Linked DNA regions of Homo sapiens: regions 2 and 3 are each linked to region 1. Evidence: chromatin loops called from intact Hi-C (ENCODE). Cell type or tissue: B cell. All regions are shown on one strand. Each heading gives the region's core, and the rest is flanking DNA. Links, peaks and the distances in the headings are about the cores only. Region 1 overlaps DZANK1 (double zinc ribbon and ankyrin repeat domains 1). Region 2 overlaps SLC24A3 (solute carrier family 24 member 3). Region 3 has its middle 160 kb from the start of SLC24A3.

Region 1 (5,695 bases), core at 593-4,592:
CCTTGACACCTAGAGTTTGAGACCGGCAACACTGGCAACACAGTGTCACCCCATCTCTACAAAAACGTTTAAAAATTATCCAGGTGTGGTGGCTTGTGCCTGTGCTCCCAGCTACTCAGTAGATTGAGGGAAGAGGATCACTTGAACCCAGGAGGTCAAGGCTGCAGTGTGCCATGATTGTGCCACCGCACTCCAGCCTGGGTGACAAAGTGAGATCCTATCTCAAAAGAAAGAAAGAAAGAAAATGAAGGTACACCAAACTTATGGGACGCAGTGAAAGCAAAGCTCAAACAGAAATTTATAGCAGCAAATGTTCACATTCTGAAGAAAGATCTCAAAATCATCACCCTAATCTTTGACCTTAAACGAGGAAAAGAAGAGCAAAGTCAACTTAAAGTAAGAAGAAAGAAGGAAATCATGATGAGAGTGGAATTTAGTGAAATACAGAATATAAAAATAATAGAAAATCAATAAAACCAAAAGTTGGTTCTTGGAAAAGATCAATGAAATTGATAAACCTTTAGTAAGATTGACCAAAAAAAGTGACATCTCAAGTTACTAGAATTAGAAATGAAATAGGAGATGTTATCACCAACTTTATTGAAATAAAAAAGATTATAAAAGAGTATCACAAACAACTGTATGCTAATAAATTAATCAGATGAAATAGATAAATATCTGGAAAAACACAAACTACCAAAACTGATTCAACAAGAAATAGAAAATCTGAACAGACCTATAAAAAGTAAAGAGTAATCAGAATTGCCCACTAGACAAACATCAGATCCAGATAGCTTCACAGGTAATTTACCAAAATTTAAATAATAGTTAATACCAATTCTTCATAACCACTTCAAAAAAAAAGAAGTGTTTCTATAAGGCTACCATTATCCTGATACCAAAATCAGACAGACAGTAGAAGGAAAGAAGAAAACTGCAGACTAATATCTCTTATAAATATAGACACAAAAGTCTTCAAGAAAATACTAGCAAACTGTCTTAGTCCATTTGTGCTGCTATAAACAAAATACTTGAGACTGGGTAATTTATAAAGAACAGGAATTTATTTCTCACATTCTGGAAGCTAGAAGTCCAAAATAAAGGTCCCTGCAGGTTAGGTGTCTGGGGAGGGCCTGGTCTCTCTGCTTCCAAAATGGTGCCTCGTTGCTGCATCCTCCAAAGGAGGGCAACGTTGTGTCCTCACATGGAGGGAGGGCCAAAGGACAAAAAGGGGCCTTAACTCATTCCCTCCAGCCCTTTCATAAGGCACTGATCTATTCATGAGGGCTCCATCCTCATGATCAATTTCCAAAACGTCCCGCCACTTAATACCACCACAATAGAGATTAAATTTCAAAATGAAATTTGAAGCATGTAGCTGGGACCACAGGCATGCACCACCACAAATGACTGCTTTAAAAAAAAAATTGTAGAGACAGGGTCTCACTTTGTTGGCCAGACTAGACTCAAGAGATCCTCCAGCCTTGGCCTCCCAAAGTGCTGGGATTGCAGGCATGAGTCACCACAACTGGCCCAAATTATAGACTTAAAAATAGTCAAAATGGTGAATTTTATGTTATTTAAATTTTACAATTAAAAAAAGGGATAATGGCAGATAGCAATAGCACTGTGCACTAACAACATGCCGTCACGACAAAAGAAACCCACATGCGCCATGTGACTGAGGAACTAGACTACAGGGCTATGAGCTAAAACATCAGAATACTGAAAGTTTAAGAAGGAGCTTACAGGAAGAGCTTCTTTTTCCAATACAAAGAAAATTACTTGAAAAAGAGGAAAAGAAAGAAACTTACTTCTTACACATACAAATAAATCTAAAAGGAAGAGAAAATGAAATGTTCTTTCACAGAAAGAGTGAATTCCCTCCCGACCAGAAGAAAGGGCATCCTCCCCCTTACCTCTTCCTGGGCTGATGGCTGTCAGGAGGGGTTTATGGTCACTCATTTTCTCCTGCCTCTGCTTTTGAGAGGCTAGTTCCTGTTCCTTTTTTGCTAGCAGCTTGCCAGATGGGTAGAAGAGGCCAACAGTCTGTGTTCCTATGTCCCTCTTAGTCCCAACATCAGATCTGGGCAAAGGAATATTCAGGGACTGCCAGGCACATCGGGGCCATGCGTGAGGCAGAAGACATTTTTAAAATTAGAATATAATTTAATCAATCTTGCATTTTACTTATAGAAAACAACTCTAATCAGAATAAAAAGTATCTCAAGAAAAGTGTACTTGGAACTAATAGGGTTTTCCAGCCTTTGCCTCATCTTCCTTGCTCCTGTCTTTCTCAGCAACTTCCAGCCTGATCCAGGATTAGCCATTTATTATCTAAAAGTCAGCAAATCAAGGGGTGTTTGCCGGCCTGCTTGATGCCTGGAAGATATCTATCCTTTTCAGCTCTGTAATCCAATAGAGCATAGACTTCACTACTAATCCACACTCAGCCACTGGTCACCAACATTTTCTCTAACATACTTTCCTGCATCTAAACCTGGGGACCTGAGAGGACTACCATGAAAGGTTGTGCGTTGCACAACGTCACTGCATTCAAAGTAGTACCATTCATATGGTGAACATCATATATTTGCATATGTATTAGGGTAATTTTTCTAGTAGAGAAACCAGTATATTACAAGCAATTTCCAATAGATGGCAGTCAAGTGTCTTGAGAAAAGAACACCTTTGTTTCATTTGCACAAAGGAATAAGGGCTAGTGGCAGTTTAGGATTTAAATCTTTCAAACTGGGTTAAGAAAGCCATGAACGGCTGGGCATGGTGGCTCATGCCTGTAATCTCAGCACTTTGGGAGGCCACGGTGGGTGGATCACGAGGTAAGGAGTTCGAGATCAGCCCGACCAACATGGTGAAACCCCATCTCTACTAAAAATACAAAAATTAGCCGGGCATGGTGGCACGGGCCTGTAATCCTAGCTACTCAGGAGACTGAGGCAGAAGAATTGCTTGAACCTGGGAGGCAGAGGTTGCAGTGAGCCAAAATTGCACCATTGCACTCCAGCCTGAGCAACACAGCGAGACTCTGTCTCAAAAAAAAAAGGTCATGAACTCCCTAAAACTGCATACAAAGTGCTGAGTGTATCCTCTAATAATGATCAATCTTTAACTTCTTATAATAAAGAGATAAGAAGAAACATGGAAAGTCTTTATCCAGCTTAGAGAAATGTATAAAATTATAAAAATCTAACACAAAGCCAGTTGTTAGAGCTTAAGTACTTCTGAAAATAACCTGGTGAGATTTGTCCTCAAACTATGCCCAGCTGTTATAAATTACAAAAGCAATCTTATATACCCTAAGCTTTCTAAAATATAAAAAAGGGGAAGGAAAAGTTCTCAGAATGCTACATAAGAAATTCAAGAGAAGTGCATTCTGTCTCATGTATTTTAAAGCCACTAAAGTGGCATTATGTCTACGGCCTTGCAAATGCAATTAAAATCTAAATTGACTGCATTTATTTACACACCTAGTTGAAATTCCATGTGAAAGTTCTAAAAGTTTTGGGTCTCTTCCCCGGGTTGATTCACAGGGTGGAGCACACACATTCAGAGTTACAGCCTCTTCCTGGGTACCAGTTCTTACTACAGGGGAGGCCTCACCTCAGAAAAAGGGCGAGGTTCCTCAGCAGCTAGAGCCAGGCTTCTGTCCAAGCTAAGTTTCACTAGGGACTTCACACAAATACCACAGGAGCCACAGAATCGGGCAGACAGGTGATTGCTGGCCCCACATTTAGGGCAAACAGAACAGCCAGCAGGAATGCCGAGCTAGAGGATAGAAAATATCTTGATGAATATTAGAGTTATAATTTCCTCATGTAAATTATTCTCATACCATACAAATTAACATATGCCCAGACTCTCTGACCCAGCCATTCTACCTTCCAGAATTTATCCTACAGATGGACAAGTACAGAAAGAAGTGTACTCCAGGTCAACCCCTAAAACACTGTGGTTTTAAAAGAAATCACTGAAAACAACACACATGTCCAGCAATAGGGATGGTCTAAATATAACACAGTACATACATACAAACAATGGATTATGAAGTCACTGAAAAGAATGAGGAGGTTACTAACAAGACACCTTGCTAGGTGAAAATAATTGGGTCAGTGTTCATAGCACCAGTTTACTTATACATGCATTGAATAGCTGAAAGAACATCTCAAGAACTGGATCTGAGCAATTGCTTCTGAGAGGAGAACTGTGGGACTTAGAGAGAGAGGAGACTAACCCTTCACTCTAAAACTTTTTTGTTATTTGCATGCGATACTTAAATAAATACATAGTCTTGAGTGTTTTATTATAAAGGCAGGCAGACATAATTCATTTTAAAAAATGCCAGTAGTCAATAAACGAGTGAAAAGGTTTAACCTCAAAGAAATGCAAGTCAAAACAGTCATCAGAGATGGCTCTCAGTGTAAGATAATTAATTATCTCTATCTCCAGATTCTTAGGTTATAGGTACCAGTAGCGAAATCACAAGAAGTGATTTCTGCAAGGCCATGGAAGAAGTGCCTGGCTCTCTCCAGGCCAGTGGTGAGGTGCTCAGTATACAGAATCTCAGTTTTAAAATACCCACCATGGCTCCACACCAGCCGCAGAAGGACGCCTCCCAGAGATTCCAGCGACCACATCTGTAGCAGGAAATGGTCCCCCCTTTCTGAGTGGGCGGAGGAGGGGCTTTATCCCCACTGCACATCGACTGGTGAATGAAATGGCATTTAAAGGCAGGATCAGTACTATATTCTCTAATCCCCCTCCCAATTCAAAAAAGATAAAAAATTCCCAGACAAGATGAGCCCCGGAAATAGTGTTTTTTTTGTTTTGTTTTGTTTTGTTTTTTTCCCAAAGGAGTACAGCTATGATGAGTTTCACCAATTAATAAATTAGTACATAGAGCTCACATTCCTTCATGGAGATAACAGAAAGTCAATGAAACTGGTACCTTGCACATCTTAATATTTTTCAATATCTTTAATATCAGGGATAGCAAGCCCTACTGTTGATTTAACAGAACAATATTAATGAAGGAAGAAGAGAGCTAAGCTACCTGAGCGGTCATGATTGAGGCTTATCTTCTATCCTTTGGAGTTTTGGTTTCCATAGAAAAATGTGACTTCATTTCCCATTCTTGACACATGAGAACAATTATTTTATATTGGGGACAGAGGCAGAATTGTTTTGTGAGAATTCCTGGGACTATGTTAGGTAAACCTATATTTGAATCTGTTGCTTCCTCACTATTGCCTGGTAGGAGACTTGCTCACTTCCCAAATGGGAGTGACAGCACAGTGGCTGCTACCTGACCACCCACCATGTGCAGGCTCCATTCCCACACTGCCCTGCACCCTCACGTCAGTCCCACTGTAGACCTGGGAGGTGGGTGCTGTCATTGTCCCCATCTTACAGAGGGAGAGCTTGGGGACACAGAGAGGGTGAGATGCACGATTAGAGCCATCTGACTCTAAAGCCTGGCTTCTCTCCCTGACTCCATACAGCCCCTTCAATACAATAGCTTACTCCCAGGTCTGTAGGGAGTTTCAGACGATTACCCACAGTTAAGTGGATAGGAATGCTTAGCACAGGGCCAAGCTCCACCGGCCAGCTTCCTTCCGGTCCCACCTTCCTTTCCACTAGACCCTGATTTCTTCAGGAGAAAGGACTATAATTTCAC
Region 2 (5,695 bases), core at 948-4,947, 1.2 Mb after region 1:
TTTTTTATTTCAATGGCTTTTGAGGTACGTGTGGTTTTTGGTTACATGGATGAATTATATAGTGGTGAAGTCTGAAATTTTAGCATTCCCTTCACCGGAGTAGTGTACATTATACCCAATATGTAGTTTTTGTATCCCTTGCCCCTCCTCCCACCCCCCCACCTTCTAAGTCTCCAAAGTCCATGCCACCACGCTGTATGCCTTTGCATACACATAGCTTAGCTCCCACTTATAAGTGAGAACATACGGTATTTGATTTTCCATTCCTGGGTTACTTCACTTAGAATAATGGCCTCCAGGTCCATCCAAGTTGCTGCAAAAGATATTGTTTCGTTTCTTTTCGTGGCTCAGTAGTATTCCATGGTGTATATAAACCATATTTTCCTTATCCACTCGTTAGCTGATGAATACTCAGGTTAGTTTCATATCTTTGCAACTGTGAATTGTGCTGTGATAAACATACTCACGCAGGTGTCTTTTTGATAGAATGATTTCTTTTCTTCGGGGTAGATACCCAGTAGTGGGATTGCTGGATTGAAGGGTAGATCTACTTTCAGTTCTTTAAGACATTCTCATACTGGAAAACTTGAGGTCCTTCAGCTCGTTGTGCCCTCATTACATTTCAGCCCTCAGGTCTTTCAGCTCATTTTGCCCTCATTACATTTCAGCTCTCTTTCTGGCAAAGTCGGAATAACTATGGTAGCAAGAAGATCCTCACCGAGAATGACTTTGACAGAATTTTAAGATCCTTAAACAAATCGACTATGGTCTTACAAAGGTCGCCTGTTTTGTAATCCCTGCTGTCAACAGGAGGAAGGAAAGTCCTGCTTTAATGACACTGGGTAAACTAGGAGGCCGGTTACACTCTCATTTGCTGCTTGGACAGGGAAGTGCATCCGCTGGCCTGGAGACCCCAGAGAGGAGCCTTTCATCTCTAACAAGGAAAACAACGTGGAAACTGTAGCTATGTGCTTGATTTTGGTTTTCCCTGCCCAGCAAACATAGTCCTTTCAGTTTAACAACCCCCATCTCCTATATCCTCAGTACTTGCCCTTTTTTCTTTCCTGTAGCCTGCCTTCATATATTTATACAACATGATCAGCTCGGCTAAAGCCCTGCCCGTAGGTCATTTTTTCCCTGCCCTTCTGCAACCACAACCTTCATCAATCAAGCCTATAAGACATCCTGAAGTAGGAATTTCTGCTTAACTTTGAAATATAAGTGATACTGGTGCCTAACAGCCAGCTTCCCAGTGTATTCCACTGGATCCCTCTCCTCAGATGAAATCACCATGGCCTTAGCTAAGCCGTCTGCACCCCCACCCAAGAGCTGAAGAAGTGAGAACTACACCCACTCAAGGGAGTTCCCGTGATATTGAGTGGGAAAAGTCTACGGGGGGCTGTTTTCTTTGCAGCAAGGAAGGAAAGAGTTTCAGGTTTCAGTCTCTTGAAAGAAAACGATGATGTTGATTTTCTCCCATTATTTTCACTGCTTAAAATTCTCATGGTGCCAGTGATTACAATACATGCTATGAAGTCTTAGCTTCAGCAATGCAGCCTCTCCTGCTTCATGGTGACAATTTACAGTAAGCAAACCCAGGGGCTGACATGGCGATGTTGAGACAGCCACCTGCCTCCCAGCTCAGCCAGCCTCTTCTCTCCCGCGTATACTAGGGGCTCCTGGCTCTTCCTCCCCTGCTCCTCCATGTTGAGCACTCCATTCCCTTGGCAGCTCTCTGGGTTGTTCTGATATCCAGGGATTCGCCGGCCTGATGTAAGCCCGTCTTGCTTGGAAGAATTCTGGAGCAGACACCAGGAATGAAAAGCCGGTTTCCATGGTACCCAGCCGTTTCTCTGAAGCCTGGAGGAAATGAGTGCTTTTTTCAAATTCATTCCTGTTGAACATTTAGCTCAGCAGCAGAACACGTGGAAACCTCAGGGCGAAGCCAAGGGTATCTTTGGATGAACCACATGTGGGTCAGAGGGCAGAGGCCCCCTGACCAGCTGGTGCTCAGCAGATCTGAGATCCAGCTATCAGTATCACCCTTGGTGGTCTCTGGGCTATCGCAGAGCCTGGCCCCCAAACAGAACCAACAGGGCACAGAGAGAAGAACGCTTACCCAAGGGTTGCTTTCACAAATCTGATGGGGAAGAAGCTGAGTCAGTTCCAAAGCCCACAACAGGAGGTCCGTCAAGTGCAACTCATCGTTGAGGACAGAGTGTTGACCCCAGGACAGAGCACCAGGCAGGACCTGCCCCTGGAACACCACCTTGCCTCAAGACAGCAGCGGCTAAAGCCGCCTTCAGTAGGCTGCCTGCCTTGAGGTGATTCCCTTCCTTCCAGGAGATTTAATAGAACTGCGAAAATGGACTTGAACTGACTTCATTTCAACTTCACTACCTTGGCAGGCTGGACATGGAGGGAGGACTGGAACGTGAGCACCACTTAGTGGTCATTTGCAGGAACTGCGGGTGCAACTTGTTCTAGTCTAGAAAGAAATGATTTCAAGTTTTCTTCTACACTAGTAATACTTATCTAAGGGATGGGGGATGTTGCTTTGATTTCTTTTACTCTCAGCTAGTAGAGCATAAACTACAGAGGGATACGCAACACGTGTCTTAAATGTATTGAATAACATGAAATCTTTAAGGAATAACAAATTCATTTCCTAACCTTCAGCAAACTCAAGTGAAAGGAACCTCATCCTTGCCGTTTGTAGAGTTTTCTGAGGGAGCGATTCAAATGCTCCATCAAGATGGTCCAGCAAGGTACCCTCCCGATGGAACGTTCTGCAAACAGCGCCAGTCCTAATTTCCAGTCTTCGGAAGAGGCGATGACCAGCTGCTTGTTCTCCAAATAACAGCACTGAATGTTCACAGGCAGTTGATAGCTCATCTCCACCTTCTTTCTCATGATGAGGAAGCCCTGCTTCTGTTTAGAGTTTTTTTAGAGACAGGGTCTTGCTGTCTCCCCAAGGCTGGAATGCAGTGGCCAGATCATAGCTCACTGCAGCCTCAAACTCATGGCTCAAGTGATTCTCCCACCTTGATCTCCCAAGGTGCTAGGATTGCAGGCATGAGCCACTGTGCCAAGCCAATTTAGATTTTCTCAGAGTCCTGATTTCTAGTCCCTTTTGTTCATTTCATTGTTCTTTTCTGAGTCCTCTCATTCCTCCACACAGTCCTCTCAAAGGAGAAGGATAAACCCGAATGATATTTGCCATCAGCCACAGGGTAGAGAAGCCCTGACTTTGTGGAGGCCTCCTCCTCCACCTCCTCCTCCTCCTCCTCCTCCTCCGCCTTCTCATCCTCCTCCACTTCCTCCTCCTCCTCCTCCTCCGCCTTCTCATCCTCCTCCTCTTCATCTACCCTTATGCATTCTGAGTGATGGGGCATCTTCACACAAGGCAGAGATCAAAGGGGAAACTATATCAGTTATTTGCATGTTTCCGGATCTCCTCCATTAGTTAGTACTTGTAGTGAGATCACCTGCATTTCTCTTTCCCTGTCTGCCTCCCTGAACCATATCCCCAACCACAGCTCCCCAAGCCACAACCATCCTCTTGACTCCAGGGTCATGAAGCTCTGGACCTAATTGCATATTTTGTCCAATCTCACCCGGATTTGCCCACTGTTTCTCTGATTATTGTGCTCCTGTTTGGGGTCCCTCCTAAAATTAAGCCCAATCTCATTTTTTCTTTGCTATGATCATTGAAATGATCAGTAGCTAAAGTCCTATGAATCTCAGGGCTGACTGCTAGCAGACAGGAAGAGTACTTTCTTCCAGGGTGAGCGATCTCCAAGCTTTTCCTTTGCAGAATCTGTGCCCCACCTATGGGGAGGATCACTCAGAATAAGGGCTTTCTAAAAGCTGCTTTCATATTCTATGTTATTGCCTGCCTTCCCTGATAGAAGAAAATTAAATTGGCCTGGTCTAATAAACTCTTTCTCAATATCTTCTGTTCTCTTAAGTGGCTACAAATTGATTGTTCCAGCCTGCTGCAAGGACTAATATTGAATTAACTTCAATTAATAGAAAATGTTTTCTATCTTAAATAATTTGATCTGCTCCATGATTTTTTGGCAACAATCTTTTTTCAAAAAAGAAAGTTGGGGGGGTTATACAAAAGAGCTGTCAATGCCTTCTAGGGGTTGGGTACCATGCCATTCAACCTGGATTATGAGATTGTTGCCTTTATTTCTTTAATTCTCTGCCCATTCTAGTTTGACATTGTCATCCCAATGTCAACTTGTTGAATCTGATAATAAAGATGAAAGTAACAAAAATGATGAAGCCCACATTTCCAATGGCTTGTTGGGAAGAATGAGTTACAAATGAGCACAGCTCCTTCCTCCTCATCCTCATTTTGACCTTCAAGATAATTGGAAAGAGTTGCTTTATGCGCTTTGTGACTGGTGCCCTGAGGTGTTCTCTACGTCTCTACCCAGCTCATGGTTACTGCCCTGGCTGGAGGCTGATGCCATGCCCGCTTTGTTAACTGAGTTTCCCATCTCCAAGTTGTGATGGCAGTTGACACCCAGAGTGTCCTGCAAGTGTCTGCTTCAGTCTGCAGAGGGCTGCTGCCTCTAAAGGAAAGGCCGCTCTGAGACGACCATACTCAAAGCAGTTGTCCTTCAGGAGTTTGAGAAGAAAGAGCTATGAACCATGTCCTCGGCTTCCTACTTCTATGAAATATAGGTGTACTCATTTGGTTTCGGCAACATGTCATCAGCCATGTGTGTCATGAAAAGGACACCAAATTCGGAGCTGGGGCTGAGTTCTCGAGCCAATTCTGCAGCAAATGGAGCAAGCCTAGGAAAATTACTTATGTTCTCTGTGACTCAGTTTCCCTGTATAATCAAAGGATTACACTAGGCTTCCCCCCATGCCCCCACAAGGTGGGAAATGATTTTAGATGGTATATAGACCAGGACTTCAGTAGATTAAATCCTGCCGTGTATTCTCTCTGTATTCTCTTTCAAGTCCTAACTGATGAGTAAACCTCAGTGGGGTGCTAGTGTGCCTTTGACTGCTTCTGACCCCTAATAATCTTCCTTAGTGAAAGGGCAGGACCATGCCCAGGGCTTGGGCGCCAACAGTGTCCAGATGGGATTTGCAAACACCATTTGTTGTTAATGCACTTATTTTTCGGGGTGATGGCAAGGAGTGTTGATCCCCTACTTCTGGTTGTGATGTGAAGTTTCCTTTGAAAATAAATTATTTTAAGGAAACAAAAAAAAATCAATTAAAAGAAAAAATTGAGCCCATAGAAGTCCAAGCACTTGCATAAAAACTGAAGATGCACAGACATGCAGAAATCTTACAGAGACTAATATTTGGAAGAACCTGCTGAGCTCCTACATCCCCTTGCAGATCTAAGATTCTACAATGGGCCTTGCTTTACAAAGCAGGTTAGTCACACTTCCCTGTCACTCTGATGTTGTACAGAAATTGCAGGAAGAAGGGAATTACCTGAGGCTGTTCTTTTCCACACATGCCCACCCTGATCTACCAACACCTCCTTCCACTAACACTGGCCAAAGGCCAAACCAGTACAGAGGGAAGTTTACCCACAGGGACTCCAGGTCCCAGGACAACCCAGTCCTGATTACACCATCCCAGGAACAAGGTGGATACTGCGTGCAGCCTTAAAGCGTGTGTGTGTGTGTGTGTGTGTGTGTGTGTGTGTGTGTGT
Region 3 (5,695 bases), core at 860-4,859, 640 kb after region 1:
TGCAAGAAGTTTTACAAAGTACGCTGTGTCAGCCCTGGGGTTTCTGGAATTAGGAAGCAGGCACAGAAAGAAACGGAGTTTACTAGCTAGCTGGGAAACCAAAGTGACCTTCTTGTTGGCTTTGGGAAGTTATGGGTTACTGATAGAAATAACCCTGTTTTCACTTTTCCCTACCAAGTTTCCCAGTGTCTTGGGCTTATTTAGGTTCCTTAAGGGATTCTCAAGGCCACCTCAGACTTTCCACCTTATGACCTGTCCAACCCAGTGGCCCTTCTCCCTCCTCTAAAAACTTCAGGCTGAGCAGCCACACACACAGAATCACTGTTTTTCTGCCTAAACCTCCATCTCTTGGTTAACCAAGCACAATGCACCAAACAGCATTATTTTACAGCTAAACAAATTAGTACAATTTTAGCTAATTTAATTTTTAAAAAGGCATTCGTTTAATCCTTTTTGTGAAAACCAAAGTGTCACCATTTATATTAACACCAAAAAAAGTTCTTAGGTAAGGCATAAAGTGAATAAAATTTGCAAAAGATCTATACATATCTATGCAGAAAACTACAAAACTTTTGAAAGAAAGCAAAGAAGATCTATTATTGATAATGGAAGGATGTTCTGTGTTCAGGTATTACAAGATTCAGTATTGTTAAGATGTGTGCTTTTCTCAACTTGATCTACAGGTTTAATGCAATTCCAACGAAAATCCCAGTAAGGTATTTTGTGGGTGTTGACAAATTGATTCTAAAGTTTACATGGAAAGGCAAAGGAACCAATACAGCCAATACGATAATGAACAAGAAGAACAAAGTTGGAGGACTGACATTACCCAACTTCAAGGCTTACTATAGTAATCAAGACAGAAATTAAATGATCAAGACGGTGTAGTATTGGTGAAGGAATAGATACATAGGCCAATGGAACATAATAGAAAGCCCAGAAATAGACCCACACAAATATACTCAACTAATATTTGACAATGGAGCAAGAGCAATTCAATTGAGCAAAGATAGTCTTTTTCATAAATGATGCTGGAACAATTGAGGGTCCAGAAGCCAAAAAAAAAAAAAAAAAAAAAAAAAAAAAAAAAAAAAAAAAAAAAAAATCTGGGCACAGATCTTAACCCTTTCATAAAAATTAACTCAAAATGGATCATAGACCTCAATGTAAAGCACAAACCTGCAAACATGCAGGACAAACCACAGGAGAAATCAAAGTGACCTTGGGTGGAGTGATGAGCTTTTAGACAAAATACTAAAAGCATGAATCTATGAAAGAAAACGCTTATTTAAATTTGACTTTATTAAAATAAAAAACTTTTGCACTGCAGAAGACATTGTTAAGAGAATGAAAAGACAAGTCACAGACTGGGAGAAAATATTTGCCAGACAAATATCTGGTAATGGACTTATATCTGAAATATAAAAAGAACTCTTAAAACTCAACAACGACAACAACAAAAACTCATGTGGGTCCATCTGGAAATTGGGATTTTTGTCCAATTTAAATAAGCAAAAGATCTGAATAGATCCCTCATCAAAGAAGATGTACAGATGGCAAATAAGCATATGAAAAAATATTCAACATCATATGCCATTAGGGAATTGCAAATTAAAACAACAATGAGATACCACTACATATATATTGGAATAGCCAAAGTCCAGAAATCTGACAATACTAAATGCCAGTGTTGATGTGAAGCAAAAACTCTCAGAGGATCAGGGTAAGATGGCAGATAGGAGGCAGGACTAGCTTGCAGCTCCTACTTGGATGAACAGAGCAGCGCATGGAGACTCACATCATGAACTTCTGCTCTAAGAACTGCTGCAGGAACATACCAGGAAAGCCGAGAGAATCCACAGACCCTTTGATGGCACTGGATCACTACTGCAGCCTCCCTGAGATGCTGAAAAACTGCCAAAGCAGCTTGCTTTCTCAACAGGGTGGCTCATGGTCTGGGACAAGTTCTCAGCCCTGGTCACTGGCTGCCTGAAAATACACACAGTGCTGTTGCGGGGGGCACAGTGGAAGTGAGACCGACCTTTAGAACTGCCGGCTGCATGGGAGCTGGATGAGGCCAGTGATTGCTAGCTTTCTTCCACTTCCCTGGTGGCCTGTGTGACTCAATAGAGGCAGCCATAATCACCCTGGGAACATAACTCCATTGGACTGAGAACCACACCCCCATTCCCCAATAGCAGCCGCAACAAGCCATTCCCAAGGAGAGGCTGAGCTCAGACACGCCTAATCCTACCCCCACCTGGTGGTCTTTCTTTACCTGCCCTGGTAGCTGAAGATGAAGTTCATAATCTCTTGGGTGCTCTATGGCCCTGCTCACTAGCTAAGAATCCTGAATACTTAACCAGCTGTCCCTTGGGCAAGTTTGCATCCTCCCTATAGGACCACAGCTAATGTGCACTTGAAAGCGCCACCTCCTGGCTGGAGGCCAAACAACATAAAACCAGCACACTAAAAACAACCAAGGACCATCACAGAGTCCATTTCACTCCCCTGCTACCTCCACCACAGCAGGTGCTGGTACCCATGGCTGAAAGACCTGAAGATGTATCACATCACAGGAGTATTTACAGACACTCCCCCGTACCAGCCTGGAGCCTGGTAGCCTACTGGGTGGCTAGACCCAGAAGGGCAAAAACAATCACTACAGTTCAGCTCCCAGGAAGCCCCATTCCCAGGGAAAGGAGGAGAATACCACATCAAGGGAGGACCCCATGGAACAAAATAATCTGAACAGCAGCTCTTGAATCCCAGGTCTTCCCTGTGACATAGTCTACCCAAATGAGAAGGAACCAGAAAAACAATTCTGGTAATATGACAAAACAAGGTTTTTTAATACATCCAAAAGATCAAACCAGCCCACCAGCAATGGATCCAAACCAAAACAAAAATATCTGAATTGCAAGAAAAAGAATTCAGAAGGTCAATTATTAAGCTAATCCAGGAGGCACCAGAGAAGGGGGAAGTCCAACTTAAAGAAATCAAAAATAGGATACAGGATATTAAAAAAAATTTTCAGTGAAATAGCATAAATAAAAAACAATCACAACTTCTGGAACTCAAGAGCACACTTAGAGAAATGCAAAATGCACTGGCAAGTCTTAGCAAAAGAACCAAATAAGCAGAAGAAATAACTTCAGAGCTTGAAGGCAAGGCTTTTGAATTAACCCAATCCAATAAAGACAAAGAAAAAAGAATAAAAAAATGAACAAAGCCTCCAAGAAGTTTGAGACTATAGTAAATGTCCAAACCTAAGAATAATTGTTGTTCCTGAGAAAGAAGAGAAATCTAAAAGTTTGGAAAATATATTTGGGGGAATAATCAAGGAAAACTTCCCCAGCCTTGCTAAAGATCTAGACACCCAAATACAAGAAGCTCAAAGAACACCTGGGAAATTCACTGCAAAAAGATAATCACCTAGGTGCATAATTATCAGGTTATCTAAAGTCAAGATGAAGGAAAGAAAAGAGCTGTAAGGCAAAATCATCAGGTATCCTATAAAGGAAAACCTATCAGATTAACAGCAGATTTCTCAGCAGAAACCCTACAAGCTAGAAAAGATTGGGGTTCTATTTTTAGCCTCCTTAAAACAATTATCAGCCAAGAATTTTGTATCCAGCAAAAATAAGCTTCATAAATGAAGGAAAGATACAGTCTTCTCCAGACAAATGCTGAGAGAATTCACTACTACCAAGCCAGCACTACAAGAACTGCTAAAATGAGCTCTAAATCTTAAAACAAAGCTTTGAAATACACCAAAATAGAACTTCCTTAAAGCATAAATCTCAAGGACCTATATAACAATAACAATGAAAAAAACACAAGGTATTCAGGCAACAAATAGTACAATGAATAGAATAGTACCTTACATCTCAATACTAATATTGAATATAAATGGCTTAAATGTTCCAAGTAAAAGATACAGAATGGCAGAGTGGATAAGAATTCACCAATCAAGTTTCTCCTGTCTTCAGGAGACTCACCTAACACATAAGGACTCACATAAACTTAAGGTAAAAGGGTGGAAAAAGATATTCAATTCAAATGAACACCAAAAGTGAGCAGGAATAGCTATTCTTATATCAGAAAAACAAACTTTAAAGCAACAACAGTTAAAAAAGACAAAGAGGGACATTAGATAATGATAAAAGGACTACTTCAACAGGAAAATGTCACAATTCTAAATATATATGCATCTAACAGTGGAGTTCCCAAATTTATAGAACAATTACTACTAGATCTAAGAAATGAGATTGATGGCAACACAATAATAGTGGGGGACTTTTATACTCCACTGGCAGCACTAGACAGGTCATCAAGACAGAAAGTCAGAAAAGAAACAATGGATTTAAATGATACCCTACAACAAATGGACCTAAGAGATATTTACAGAACATTCTACCCAACAACTGCAGAATATACATTCTATTCATCAGCATACAGAACATTCTCCAAGGTAGACCATATGATAGGCCACAAAACAAGTCTCAGTAAATTTTAAAAAATTGAAATTACATCAAGTACTCTCTCAGATCACAGTGGAATAAAATTAGAAATCAACTCCAAAAGGAGCCCTCAAAATAATGCAAATACATGGAAATTAAATGACCTGCTGCTGAATAATTGTTGGGTCAACAATGAAATCAAGATGGAAATTTAAAAATTCTTTGAGCTGAACTATAATAATGACACAACCTATCAAAACCTCATGGATACAGCAAAAGCAGTGCTAGGAAGATAGTTCATAGTATTATATGCCTACATCAAAATGTCTGGAAGAGCAAAAATACACAATCTAAGGTCACACCTCATGGAACTGGAGAAACAAGAACAACCCAAATCCAAACCCAAAAGAAGAAAAGAAATAACAAAGATCAGAGCAGAACTAAATGAAATTGAAACAAAAAAAAAATACAAAAGATAAGTGGGACAAAATGATGGTTCTTTGAAAAGATTAAAAAATAAAACCTGATAGACCAAAATTGAGATAAACCAAGAAGAGAGAAGATCCAAAGAAGCTCAATTAGAAATGAAACAGGAGATATTACAACTGATACCACAGAAATACAAAAGATTATTCAAGGCTACTATGAACACCTTTATACACATGAACTAGAAAACCTAGAGGAGATAGATAAATTCCTGGAAATATGCAACCATCTAGATTAAATCAGGAAAATGTAGAATCCCTGAACAGACCAATAAGAAGCAGTGAGATTAAAATGGTAATTTAAAAAATTGCCAAGAAAAAAAAGTCCAGGACCAGATATATTCAGAGCTGAACGCTACCAGACATTCAAAGAAGAATTGGTACCAATCCTATTGACATTATTCCAAAAGACAGAGAAAGAAGGAATCCTCCCTAAATTATTCTATGAAGCCACTATACCCTGATACCAAAATCAGGAAAAGACACACACAAAATATAAAACTACAGACCAATATCCCTGATGAACATAGATGCAAAAATCCTCAAAAAATATTAGCAAACTGAATCCAATAGCATATAAAAAAGATAATCCACTATGATCAAGTGGGTTTCATACCAGGGATGCAAGGATGGTTTAACATATATATGTCAATAAATGTAATACACTACATAAACAGAATTAAAAACAACAATCACATAATCATCTCAATAAGTGCTGAAAAAGCATGTGACAAAGTACAGCATCCC

The links. Hi-C counts contacts between places; a loop is a spot of excess contacts. Peaks named below come from ENCODE experiments on the same cell type or tissue, not always from the same donor. Only the 100,000 strongest peaks of a DNase experiment are listed, where the experiment ranks them.
Region 2: it touches region 1 in a loop (36-fold over the local background); 16 of 110 quality-filtered maps call a loop at or near these places.
Region 3: a loop joins it to region 1, with 33 times the contacts of the local background. A loop is called at or near these places in 3 of 110 quality-filtered maps.

What each region holds. Positions count from the first base shown.
Region 1 is chr20:18,410,727-18,416,421 of GRCh38, forward strand. It overlaps DZANK1 (double zinc ribbon and ankyrin repeat domains 1), which reads right to left. Exons shown (of 21, transcript NM_001367614.1): 11 at 4,601-4,723; 12 at 3,622-3,786; 13 at 1,920-2,127. Among named protein-coding and RNA genes, the nearest start is that of LINC00851, 35 kb to the left of the region's middle. RefSeq lists an enhancer at 1,856-1,905 and a silencer at 2,776-2,825. In B cell, for the core only: CTCF peaks have their summits at 2,686 (motif pointing right) and 2,885; DNase peaks (open chromatin) are centred at 1,935 and 2,605; H3K4me3 peaks cover 485 bases; H3K27ac peaks cover 939 bases.
Region 2 is chr20:19,660,138-19,665,832 of GRCh38, forward strand. All of the region lies in intron 7 of SLC24A3 (solute carrier family 24 member 3), which reads left to right. Among named protein-coding and RNA genes, the nearest start is that of RIN2, 95 kb to the right of the region's middle. In B cell, for the core only: CTCF peaks have their summits at 2,458 and 2,663; a DNase peak (open chromatin) is centred at 2,444; H3K27me3 peaks cover 1,334 bases.
Region 3 is chr20:19,054,689-19,060,383 of GRCh38, forward strand. No RefSeq gene overlaps it. Among named protein-coding and RNA genes, the nearest start is that of SLC24A3, 160 kb to the right of the region's middle. In B cell, for the core only: a CTCF peak has its summit at 2,408 (motif pointing left); a DNase peak (open chromatin) is centred at 2,403.